Linked DNA regions of Homo sapiens: region 2 is linked to region 1. Evidence: chromatin loops called from intact Hi-C (ENCODE). Cell type or tissue: Calu3. All regions are shown on one strand. Each heading gives the region's core, and the rest is flanking DNA. Links, peaks and the distances in the headings are about the cores only.

What was found. A loop is a pair of places that touch in the nucleus more often than their neighbours do. Peaks named below come from ENCODE experiments on the same cell type or tissue, not always from the same donor. Only the 100,000 strongest peaks of a DNase experiment are listed, where the experiment ranks them.
Region 2: it touches region 1 in a loop (4-fold over the local background); 1 of 110 quality-filtered maps calls a loop at or near these places.

The regions. Positions count from the first base shown.
Region 1 is chr1:147,721,875-147,727,262 of GRCh38, reverse strand. All of the region lies in intron 2 of LOC105371230 (a long non-coding RNA gene), which reads left to right. The region is part of intron 1 of LOC102723321 (a long non-coding RNA gene); the gene reads right to left. Among named protein-coding and RNA genes, the nearest start is that of GJA5, 36 kb to the left of the region's middle. In Calu3, for the core only: no CTCF peak of the experiment used is centred there; a DNase peak (open chromatin) is centred at 3,162.
Region 2 is chr1:147,848,293-147,853,680 of GRCh38, reverse strand. No RefSeq gene overlaps it. Among named protein-coding and RNA genes, the nearest start is that of GJA8, 52 kb to the left of the region's middle. In Calu3, for the core only: no CTCF peak of the experiment used is centred there; a DNase peak (open chromatin) is centred at 2,300.

The sequences.
Region 1 (5,388 bases), core at 232-5,231:
ATTGTTAGTATAAAATGAAAATATTTGTCCTTTGTCTACTTGACAAATCTGTTTGTCAAATCAAACCTATTCCTGTGGCATATTGGAAGCATATTCAATTTTAAAAAATACTTTTATGCCTTACATAACTAAAAATGGGTGATTTATAGAAATTCTAAAATTATTTTTTAAGACAAATTAAAAATGCTTGTAAATAGAACTTCTTACCTGTTAACTATTAATATCTAAAATAACAGCTTGTTTTTCATGATTACTGAATGTCTGTCCAATCATTGGCTAAATAGTCTCCTGAGAACCACACACCCCTGAATCCTGGGGAAAATAAATATTTTTATTTTAAGTAAAGTGATGACTTGTAACAGTGCCAGATTTTTCTCACTCTGGCCCAATACTAGTTTCTCTTCGTTTTCACCTTTCCCCCACTCAAGTCCAGCCACCTCTGATAATGAGTGTTCACAAGTTTGTCATATGGCTCTCTATGCCTTCGAAGCCCTTTGTAATTAGGCTAAAACTTACTTCAAGGCCCAGCCTCAATGTCACTTCCTCTGTGAGGTGGCCCCAGTAACCCACAACGGAATTAGCCATTCCCTTCCCTGTGTTGCCTGGTACTCCTGTGGCACTTTTCACCCAGGGGTGCGTATTTCCCTATGTGACTTCTTTGGTTTCAGAACTCCTTGAAGACAAGGACCATGACATATTTGCCATTGTATTCCTACACATGCTTGGCATATGGTAGGTGTGTAATAAATATTTCTTTCATGGACTTATTGAATCATTTCTGGTCTGCATTCAGCATATTTTTTTATATCTCTACTAACTAATGATGCCCAGCCAGTACAGAGGAAGTGGACCCCCACCTCACACAGCAGAAGCCGTTTGTCCTAACTTCTTTGTTAGGTCTGCTTCCGTGGCAACAGCAAGCAGACTTTACCTCCCCCAGATCCCTTTGATTCTCTGTTTACTGCTCCATCTCTTTTTGTGTTTCCCTAGGAGTGAGAATGAGAACAAAACCTCTGTAATGCATATGATTTGCAAAGACTTATCTGCTAAAAAACATTTTTGTAAAAATTCAGTTAAGCTTACCTTATTATATACTTCAGTAGCCCTCCCAGCAATGCCTAGCACAGCTCCTGGCTCAAAATAGATTGGATCAATTAATACGTGGTTTTGTCAGTGCTATAAAATTTCCAAGGAAGTTAAAATATTTCAGATGGCAAAAATGATACATTATTGGGATATCATTTTCATGGGTACATACATGGGACTGGAGAGGTTAAATGCTAGGAAATGCTGTGCTTCCCATGTCATTACCAACAACCCTCACAAGCTACTGAGAGTTTTGCTTTTTGTTGTTGTTGTTTGTTTTGTAGAGATGGGGTCTTACTATGTTGCCCAGGCTGGTCTTGAACTCCTGAGCTCAAGCGATCCTTTCACCTCGGCCTCTCAAAGTGCTGGGATTACAGGCATGAGCTACCACATCCAGCCTACTGGGAGTTTTGACATATTTACTGTGGTAAACTTGTTTCATAAACTCAGTAAAGATAGACTTCAACCCAACCCCGGTGAAAGTAACCCCAATTTTGAATGATAGCATCAAAATGGAGGAAGACTGTACTAAACACAGAGCTGCAGCCAGCCCTAACATGCCCCTTTTGTATGGACCTCCAACCTCCAGCTCGCATCAACTCACTATTGACACAAGGAGATCATAGATTTAGAACATTTTTGCAGTGGAAGGGACTTGAGAAATCATCTAGTGAAATTCTTCCAGCCCAGAGACCTTAGATGCTCAGGTTTACACTAAAGGGCCAATGGCAGAGCCAGTGCTATTTTCAATATTTCAAAAAAGTCTAGTGGAAATCGTGCGTTTACTAGCAATTATACAAAAGCTTTTGAAAAGGCAGGCTTATTCACGTTTGCTTTAGTTAAGGTTTTGTCAATTCTGTGTTACAAAATTCCTTTCTCTTGCTGATTTAAGTCTTTGAGTAATAAAGGATGGAAAATGATCTATCTGTTGAGTATCTATACAAGGGAAAGGCAATCAGCACCTCATAGGGATAGCTGCACTCCCATATTAATTCACAAGAGCCAAGATATGGAAACAACTTAAGTGCTCATTGATGGATGAATGGATTTTTAAAATGGATATATATGTATATATGTATATGGATATATATGTATATATGTATATGGATATATATATATGTATATGGATATATATATGCACAGACACACACACACACACATGCACAATGGAGTATTATTCTGTCTTTAAAAAGAAGGTATTGCCATTTGTGACAATACGGATAAATGCGGAGGGCATTATGCTAAGTGAAATAGGACAGACATAGAAAAATACTGTATAACCTTACTTATATACAGAACCTAAAAAATATGTTAAGTTAAAAAAATAGAAACAGTAGATGAGTGGTTACCAGGAGTGGGGAGGGAGGAAATGGGGATAAGCAGGTCAAAGGGTAGGAATTTGCAGTTAGGTAGAATGACTAAGAGACCTAATGTACAGCATGAGGACTATAGTAATAATGCATTATTGTACTGTGTACTGAAAATTCACTGAGAGAGTAGATTTTAGGGGCTCTTACCACAAAAAAAGGATGGGGGTAACTATGGAGAGTGGTGGATGTATTAATTTGTTTGACTGTAATAATTATTTTACTATGTATATGTACATCAAAACATCATGTTGTTTACCTTAAATATATACAATAAAAATAAATTTTAAAAAATGGAAAAATAATTTATTAAATGGCAGGGTGTTTTGAGCTGATCAAATCTTTTCAAACATAAAGTCCATGCAAAGAGAAATAGTAAAAGAGTTCCATGGTAGAGAAAAGTTTGCAAACTACTGACCTCATCCAACCCTCTCACTTTACATCTAGGAAAGGAAACTGAGGTGGAGTGAGGTGCTGGGTCACCTGACGAGCTAGAGGCAGTCAGGGTGAGCCATATCCATATCTCTAGGCTCGTGCTCTTAGGGCTTCTGAAGAGCCCTAAGACATTCTGTTTCCTTCCCTGAACTTGTCTTTGGTTCCTGATCTTCCTAACATCCCTGGATGGCTCAGGGAACCAGAGCACACTGCACCTAGGAGGAAAGAGACTACTGCAGATCGCTAAGAGCAGGAAAAGCTGGAGACCAGCGACACCCACTGCCCAGACTGTGTGAGAACCTCAAGGGTCCCAGGGAAAGGACCTCAGAACTGGGGCTCAGGTGGACAATGTGGATGATTAAAGGAGATGGCTGAAGGAAAGCACACTGGACAGGAATAAAAGATAAAGACAGCTTCTGTTTCCTGGAGGCAGAGCCTTCCTTATCAAAGGGGCATTGGGAGTGTCAGGCACTTACTGCACTGGCTTGTGATGGCACATCACTGGCCCTGCAGGGCGGGGTGAGGAAGCAAGTGATTCGGTAGAGACCTAGGAAAGAAAAAGGGAAACAAAGGCAAAGGCACAGAAAAATTCCCGGTTGTGTAGGGGACAAACTTGCCTCTTGAGATTTCTCTGGTCACCTCTCCCATAGTACCTGATGCCTGCCTCTGTGACAAAACCTGATGTCAGCCTCTGTGGCTGAACCCACAGCTGGAGTCACCCAAAAGCAGGGGCAGAGGAGTTCCTGCAAGGGACTGCCCCAAATGATTCCAGGATGGGGCCAGTTGGGATTCCAAAGAAAGAAGTACTAAAATGTCAAGGTGATTAGTTAAAAGCATTTACTGTATCAGGTGAACTGTATTACAGAGGGGGGCTGGAGAGCATCCTCCCGAAGGACAATGAGACAAGGGATGTCCTACCTAGGTATGTCTGCAATGAGAAAGTCAGGGTATGGAGCTTATAAGAGGGTTTAAGGAGTTTGACTCGGGGCTGGGGCTAGTCTCTTTCAGGGTTTTGGGCAAAAATGCAAACACCTTTATCGGTGCCTGGAAATGTTCAAGGGCCCCACTTGGGTTCAAGCCTGCAGGAGAAAACATATATCTGGCTGGGAGAGTGGTGCAAGTGTTCTACGTTTCCCGGCAGGACCAGAGAAAAAGTGGGGGAAGTTGGAGGACCCTACAATAGTGTTTATTTTATTCCAGGTACTGGTTGAGGCACTTTGTATGTGTATTAACTCATTCTTTCCTCACAACAACCCTATGAGTAGCTACTACTATTATCCCTATTTTATAGATGGAGAAATGGAAACAGAGAGGTTAAGACTCTCGCCCAAAGCCATACAACTAATAAGTGGCAGAACTGGGATTCAGATCCAAGCAGGCTGGTTCAGTGCCATGCTTGTAACCACCATAGTGGTTCACACCTTCTACTGAAATGTACCTTTTTCCCCTCAGTCTCAGACTGTGGATTCTGAAAGGTCAGAAACTTAGATTTACTCATTGTATCTACTCTGCTTAGCTGAGTACCTGGCACATGGTATGTTCTCAACCAATGTATTCTCTTTCCCCTCAGATCCTCCATATTCCTAGGATTCTAGGAGCCCCCTGAACCCTCATAGATTTCATCCCATCATCCCCACTTCAATCCTTACCACCCAACAGGCTTGCTCTCTCATTAGCAGGGTCCCCTACTCAGAGTATTTTTTCTCTTTTCCCTTTCTCCCCTCTCCAAATCCTACGCGGCCTTCCATTTGACAAGGTCCTGCAATCAGAAATATTAACTTATGCCAATGTTAATCATTTATAAGTTATTTCCTCTCTTGGTGGAATTTACTATCCCAAGTGGAAAAAAATTCCAAATCCATTATTTCAGACAATTCAGCAATTCTTTAAAATTGGACTCATGAGACTGTTCCCTTCTGAGACTGTCCCCAGGTCAGGGACTGAATGGGACCTGCTACTTCCTTCAGTCAGTGTGATCACAGCCTCCTGTGGTGGTGTCCCATCTGGGAGCTTCCTCTAACCCTCCTCCCTAAGGACATCGCCCCACCCCCATCACCTTCTCCACTCACTGGGCAGCCAATAGAACAGCAAGGACTGGAGCTCAGCTGTCCTCAGCAGCTGCAGTCCCCTCCCCTGATGGCTAAGCTGCCCACCTGAAATATTCTGCTGGGAGGCATGCAGGGATGTCTGGGGGGCTGTCATGAGGTAAGGTGGTTTGCGATCAGCCTCTTTGAAGAAGTCTGGCTAAGAAGCCATGTGGGGAGAATTGGTGAGGGAAACTTTGACCCTGTCAGAACATAGGAAGCTCAGAGCCTTGTGTCTCCTGAATGAGCCATAAGACCTCTGACTGGCCTCAAATGGCACTACCCAATCTCTCTCATCTCTCCCCATTACCCAAGAACTCTCTGAATGTGGAAATTTCCCCCCAGGCCTTCCTGATGCAATGAAATAAGCATGGGATTAGCACCCAGGCATGAGAATTTGCATTCTGGCCACACCA
Region 2 (5,388 bases), core at 121-5,120, 130 kb before region 1:
TCCTGAGGAGCCCTGGGTGCCTGGCTGGTTTAGGAAGATTCAGGGACAGACAGAGAGCTGTAGTCTAAAGAATGTGAGAGATTTTAGAGCCAGACCTAAGTCTTTGATTTGGTGACTCCGTTACACATGGGGAAATATTTTGAGAGCAGTGAGAATGATTTGTCAGTGAAGTTTAACCAGAAATGTGGCCAGGCAGGAAATCTTGAGCCACGTTCAGGCAGCTGCTGATGCATGGACAAAATCAGTTCAATTTTCCTGCCTGAGACTGGCAACGAACTATTGGTCTCCAACCCAACAGGCCCTGAAATGGCCTACAAGCTGGAGTGAGAGGACAGCCTGCCCAAAAGTAGTCAAACCATGGCCCGTTTATTTATTAGTATACTTTTAAATTAAATATTTTTAAAGGATTACAGTCACACTAAAAACGTACAAGTATGGTAGAAGTAACTGTTTTTCCTTAACCCTTTGAGAATAAGCTGCTAACCTGATTCCCTATTATCCCAAAAACTTCAGTGTTTATTTCCTACAAAGACATTCTTCCATATGCTTATATAGACTATATATAGTATATACAATACAATTCCCAGTTACTCAGGGGGCTGAGGCAGGAGGATCACTATAGCCTGGGAGGTTGAGGCTGCAGTGAGCTGTGATTGTGCCACTGCACTTCAGCCTGGGTGACAGAGTGAAATCCTGTGACTTAAATAAAAAAGAAAAAAAAAAGAAAAAAGAAAATTAACCTTGATGAATCATTTTTATCAGATCCCATTCCAAGTTTTGCCAAGTGTTGCAATAATACTCTTTATAGCAAGAGGATCCAGTTCAAAATGCTGCATGTATCACATCTTTGGCTAACTTCAATTTGAAATGGTTCCTCATCTTTCCTTGACTGTCATATCCTTGCCACTTTCGAAGATTGTAGGCCAGTTATTTTGTAGAATGTCTCTCAATTCAGAGCCATCTGCTGTTTCCTCAGAATAGACTTGGGTTATGCATCTTTGGAAAGAATAACATAGAAGTGATACTGTGTTCTTCTCAGTGCATCATGCCAGGTAGTGCAAAACTTCAATTTTTCCCATTATTGATGATGTCAATTTTGGTTGCTTTATTTATTTATTTATTTATTTATTTATTTTGGCACGGAGTTTTGCTCTTGTTGCCCAGGCTGGAGTGCAGTGGCGTGATCTTGACTCACTGCAACCTCTGCCTCCAGGGTTCAAGTGATTCTCTTACCTCAGCCTCCTGAGTAGCTGGGATTACAGGCACGCACCATCACACCTGGCTAATTTTTGTATTTTTAGTAGAGATGCAGTTTCACCATGTTGTCCAGGCTGGTCTCAAACTCCTGACCTCAGGTGATCCACCCATCTCAGCCTCCCAAAGTGCTGGGATTAGAGGCATGAGCCACCGCTCCCAGCCAAGAGTTGCTTTATTAAGATGATGTCTACTAGTCTCCGGTTTCAAGTTACTTCTTTTTGTAATTAATGAATATTTTGTGTGAAAAATGTTGAAGCTTTGTAACTATTCTATTCCTGAACAAACTTTTAATTAATTTATTTATTGTTTTATACCTGTATGGGCTCATGGTTTCCTATTTTATTCAATGAATTATGATCTGTTACTATCATTCTTTGATACTCAAATTGTCTCCAGTTTGGCCATTGGAAGCCTCTTCAAGCTGGTGTTTGTGTGCTTTTGATATAGTCCTATCATTCTTTGAGTACTTTCTTGCCTTCTGAGGGGAAAAAATGTTATGAGCTCACCTCATACTTTCCCTGCCCAAGCCTTAAACTCAAGACATTTCTCTGAAGAGGCCTGGTTCCTTCAAGTAGAGAATGATGTTGAGAAGCCCGCATCTGGGCAACAGGTTTGGTTCTTGCTTTTGGGGTGTTTCACTTCCCAGGACTTCTCAGTGGACATAGCTAAGAAATATATATAGATATACACACACGTTTATATCTATATTTTTATATTTCTCTCTATATATTGCAAACGGATACTTCCAATTCCAATCCAAAACCACAGAGTTCATTCTATATTTCTCATTTTTCATATTTGTTAATCCATTTTCTGATGGTAAGAAACCTGGCTCTCAATATCTTTAATATATTTAATTATGTGACCAGTGTTCCTGTACGAGACCAATCTCCTATTTTCGTTGCTAGCCCCTCACCTGCAAATATGCCCTCCTCACTCTATATGCTAGTTCTAGCTTTCTACACCAGGCTTGAAAGAGGACTCTGAGCTACTGGCAGAAAGTGGACTGATTAAAATGACTCAGCTGCAAACATGAGCTACCTTTTGTCAAAAAGGAAAGATGACTCAGAGACCAGAGTGCAGAGTTCAGAGGTTAGAGAGCTAAACAGTCTCTATTCCCATTCCTTGAAACTTAATCAAGGAAATGTAATATTTGCTTGGCTGAATTTCAATACTGTGATGGACAGGTGACTCCTTTATTTATCTCTCATCTCTCCCATTTTTGAACCAGGATGTCTATAGCAATTATCCTATGTCTATCTGAACATTGTATGTTGGGTACCTTGTGGGTAGATAATTTGTCTCTTAAGTTTTACAGGTTCTTAAATGGAGAGAAATTGTGCCCCAGGAATTGTACTTAATAGACTGTACCCAGGATCCCTGTCTGTACCTGAGTTATATGATTTAGATAATGAGATTTTGGATTTTGAGCTGATGAGATGAGATTTGATGAAGAGATTTTGCTGATGATGTAATGGGATGAAGATGCTGGGATGGTGTATTAGTCAGCTAGGGCTGCCAAATCAAAGTACCACAAACTGGGTGACCTGGATGACAGAAATGATTTTTCTCACAATTCTGGATGTTAGAAGTCTGAAATGAAAGTATTGGCAGGGTTTTTTTTTTTTCCTGAGGGCCCATATCTTTGGCTTATAGATGCCTGTCTCTCTCTGTGTCTTCACACGGTCTTCCTTTTGTATACATCTATGCCCAAATTTCTACTTTGTATAAGGACACCAGTCATGTTACATTAGGGCCCATCCTAAGGATCTCAATTTAATTACTTCTTTTTTTTTTCAAAAACAAGCAAACGTATATTTTGAGTCATTCTGTGTTTAAATTTATTTATTTATTTATTCATTTATTCATTTATTTATTTTTGTTTTTCTGAGACGGAGTCTCACCCGGTTGTCCAGGCTGGAGTGCAGTGGCGTGATCTCGGCTCACCGCAATCAACGCCTCCTGGGTTCAAGCGATTCTCCTGCCTTAGCCTCCTGAGTAGCTGGGACTACAGATGTGTGCCACCACACCCGGCTAGTTTTTTGTATTTTTGGTAGAGACAGGCTTTCACCATGTTAGACAGGATGGTCTTGATCTCCTGATCTCGTGATCTGCCTGCCTCAGCCTCCCAAAGTGCTGGGATTACAGGTGTGAGCCACTGCGCCCGACCTTTAATTACTTCTTTAAAGACTCTATTTCCAAATACAGTCACATACTGGGAGTTAGGACTTTCATGTATGAATTTTGCGCGACACAATTTAGCCTGTAACAGATAAGGTGAATGTATTTTTCATGTGGGAGGAATATGAATTACTGGAGGCCAGAGGTCAAATTGTGGTAGGTGGAATTCTGAGATGATCCCCAGGATTCCTGTCTCCTGGTATACACACCCTTTATAGTCTCCTCCCCTTGAATGTGGGTAGGACCTGTGAATATGGTGGAATAGTCACACTGTGATTATATTACATTATATAAGATTCCATCTTAGTAAGATGGAGATAGAGTGAGCTTCCCTGCTGGCTTTGAAGAAGTAAGTGGCCAGGTTGTCAGAAAGCCATATGACAGGGAACTGTGGGGGCCTCTAGGAGCTGACAGTGGCCCTTACTGACAGCCAGCAAGAGAGCAGGGACCTCTGTCCTACAAACGCAAGGAACTAACTCTGCTGACAATTATATGAGCTGAGAAGGAGAACTTGGAGCTCCAGAAAGAAATGCAGTCCAGACACTGATCACAGACTTGTGAAACCCTGAGCAAAGGGCCCAGCTGAGCCATGTCTGGATGCCTGACTCACAGGAACTGAGAGACGCTAAAAGTATGTTGTTTTAAGGTGCTAAATTTGCAATAATTTGTTACACAGCAATAGGAAGCTAATATACTGTCCAAAGTTTCTAGCCCTTGTCTGCTGTAGGCTGCCATTTTCTGTCCTTGTGACAACTCCAAAACCTAACCAACCTTTAACTCCCTACCAATCAACAAACAAGCATACAAACCAAAAAAATAGTTTTTGCAATAAGCATTGAATCTAATAAGCTCACGTTTGCTTCTTGGACATCTCTAGGGTTGGGTTTCATGGAAGGAGCAAGCAGCTGGTGCCAGTTTGTCATCCTGTCTCCATGGTCACCAGATTTGCATTTGAAGAAGTTCAGTCTTGATTCTGTGTGGGGAGTGAATTGGTAAGACCAGCTGCAGGCTGATCATTTAGGAGGTTACTGTAGAAGATCAGGAGGGAGATGATAGTGACATGACTAGGTGATGCCAAAGACCTGGAGAGAAGTGAATGGACTTGAGGAAAGCTAACAGAAGTCACCCTCAGTCTCAGTGCGCAGAGATATCCATTGTTAATGTTAATATTAACCAGGTTAATATTTTCATGTATTTTCTTTTGCATATACATATATACGTAACAGTATATTTTTATAGTGTTGGGATAACATTGTATCTATAATTTGGTAAACTGACCTTTTATCTTGTTATGACCAATTATCTGAAGCATTAAATATCACTTAAAATATTATTCTCAGTAAGCCATTGGTTTTGTCTCTTTTATTCCCTGGAGCCACACTAAAATATATTAGTGGAAGATTCCTAGGAGAACTTAGGAGAACAAAATGGAGTGAATGATGCTGAGAGCTAGGTGGAGTATACACCTGGAGATGCCCCTGATTCCCTTACTATGAGAGAGAGGAGGTGTGGATGCCATCTACGCTGAGCTAATATTTGAGAGGTGTGATTTGGGGAGCAGGATCTGGTATCAACGATCAGCCCCTGAAACAGGACACATCCCCTCCCCCTGCATCTGTCATAGCTCACTGTTCCCAGCTACCAGGTGCTGGCTATAAACTATAGCCTCTCTTGCCTGTTAACAAGTTTTTCATAGTGTAACTACTGACTGGATGCTCAGAATGATCTGATTTGGAAGGTAAATATTCAAATGGCTTTTCATAAGTGAAGCAAGTACAAATTGGGTATTAGGAGAGAGGCTAGTTATTAAATAAATTTTTTAAATGATTGATTTAAAACATTTTACAACAACAGATTCAGGCATCCCTTGAGGGTCTACACTCCCCATTCAGGCCATGCAAACTTCTCTGCAATCCTCTTCTCAGAACTTGATGTCTGCTTCCCAGGAGT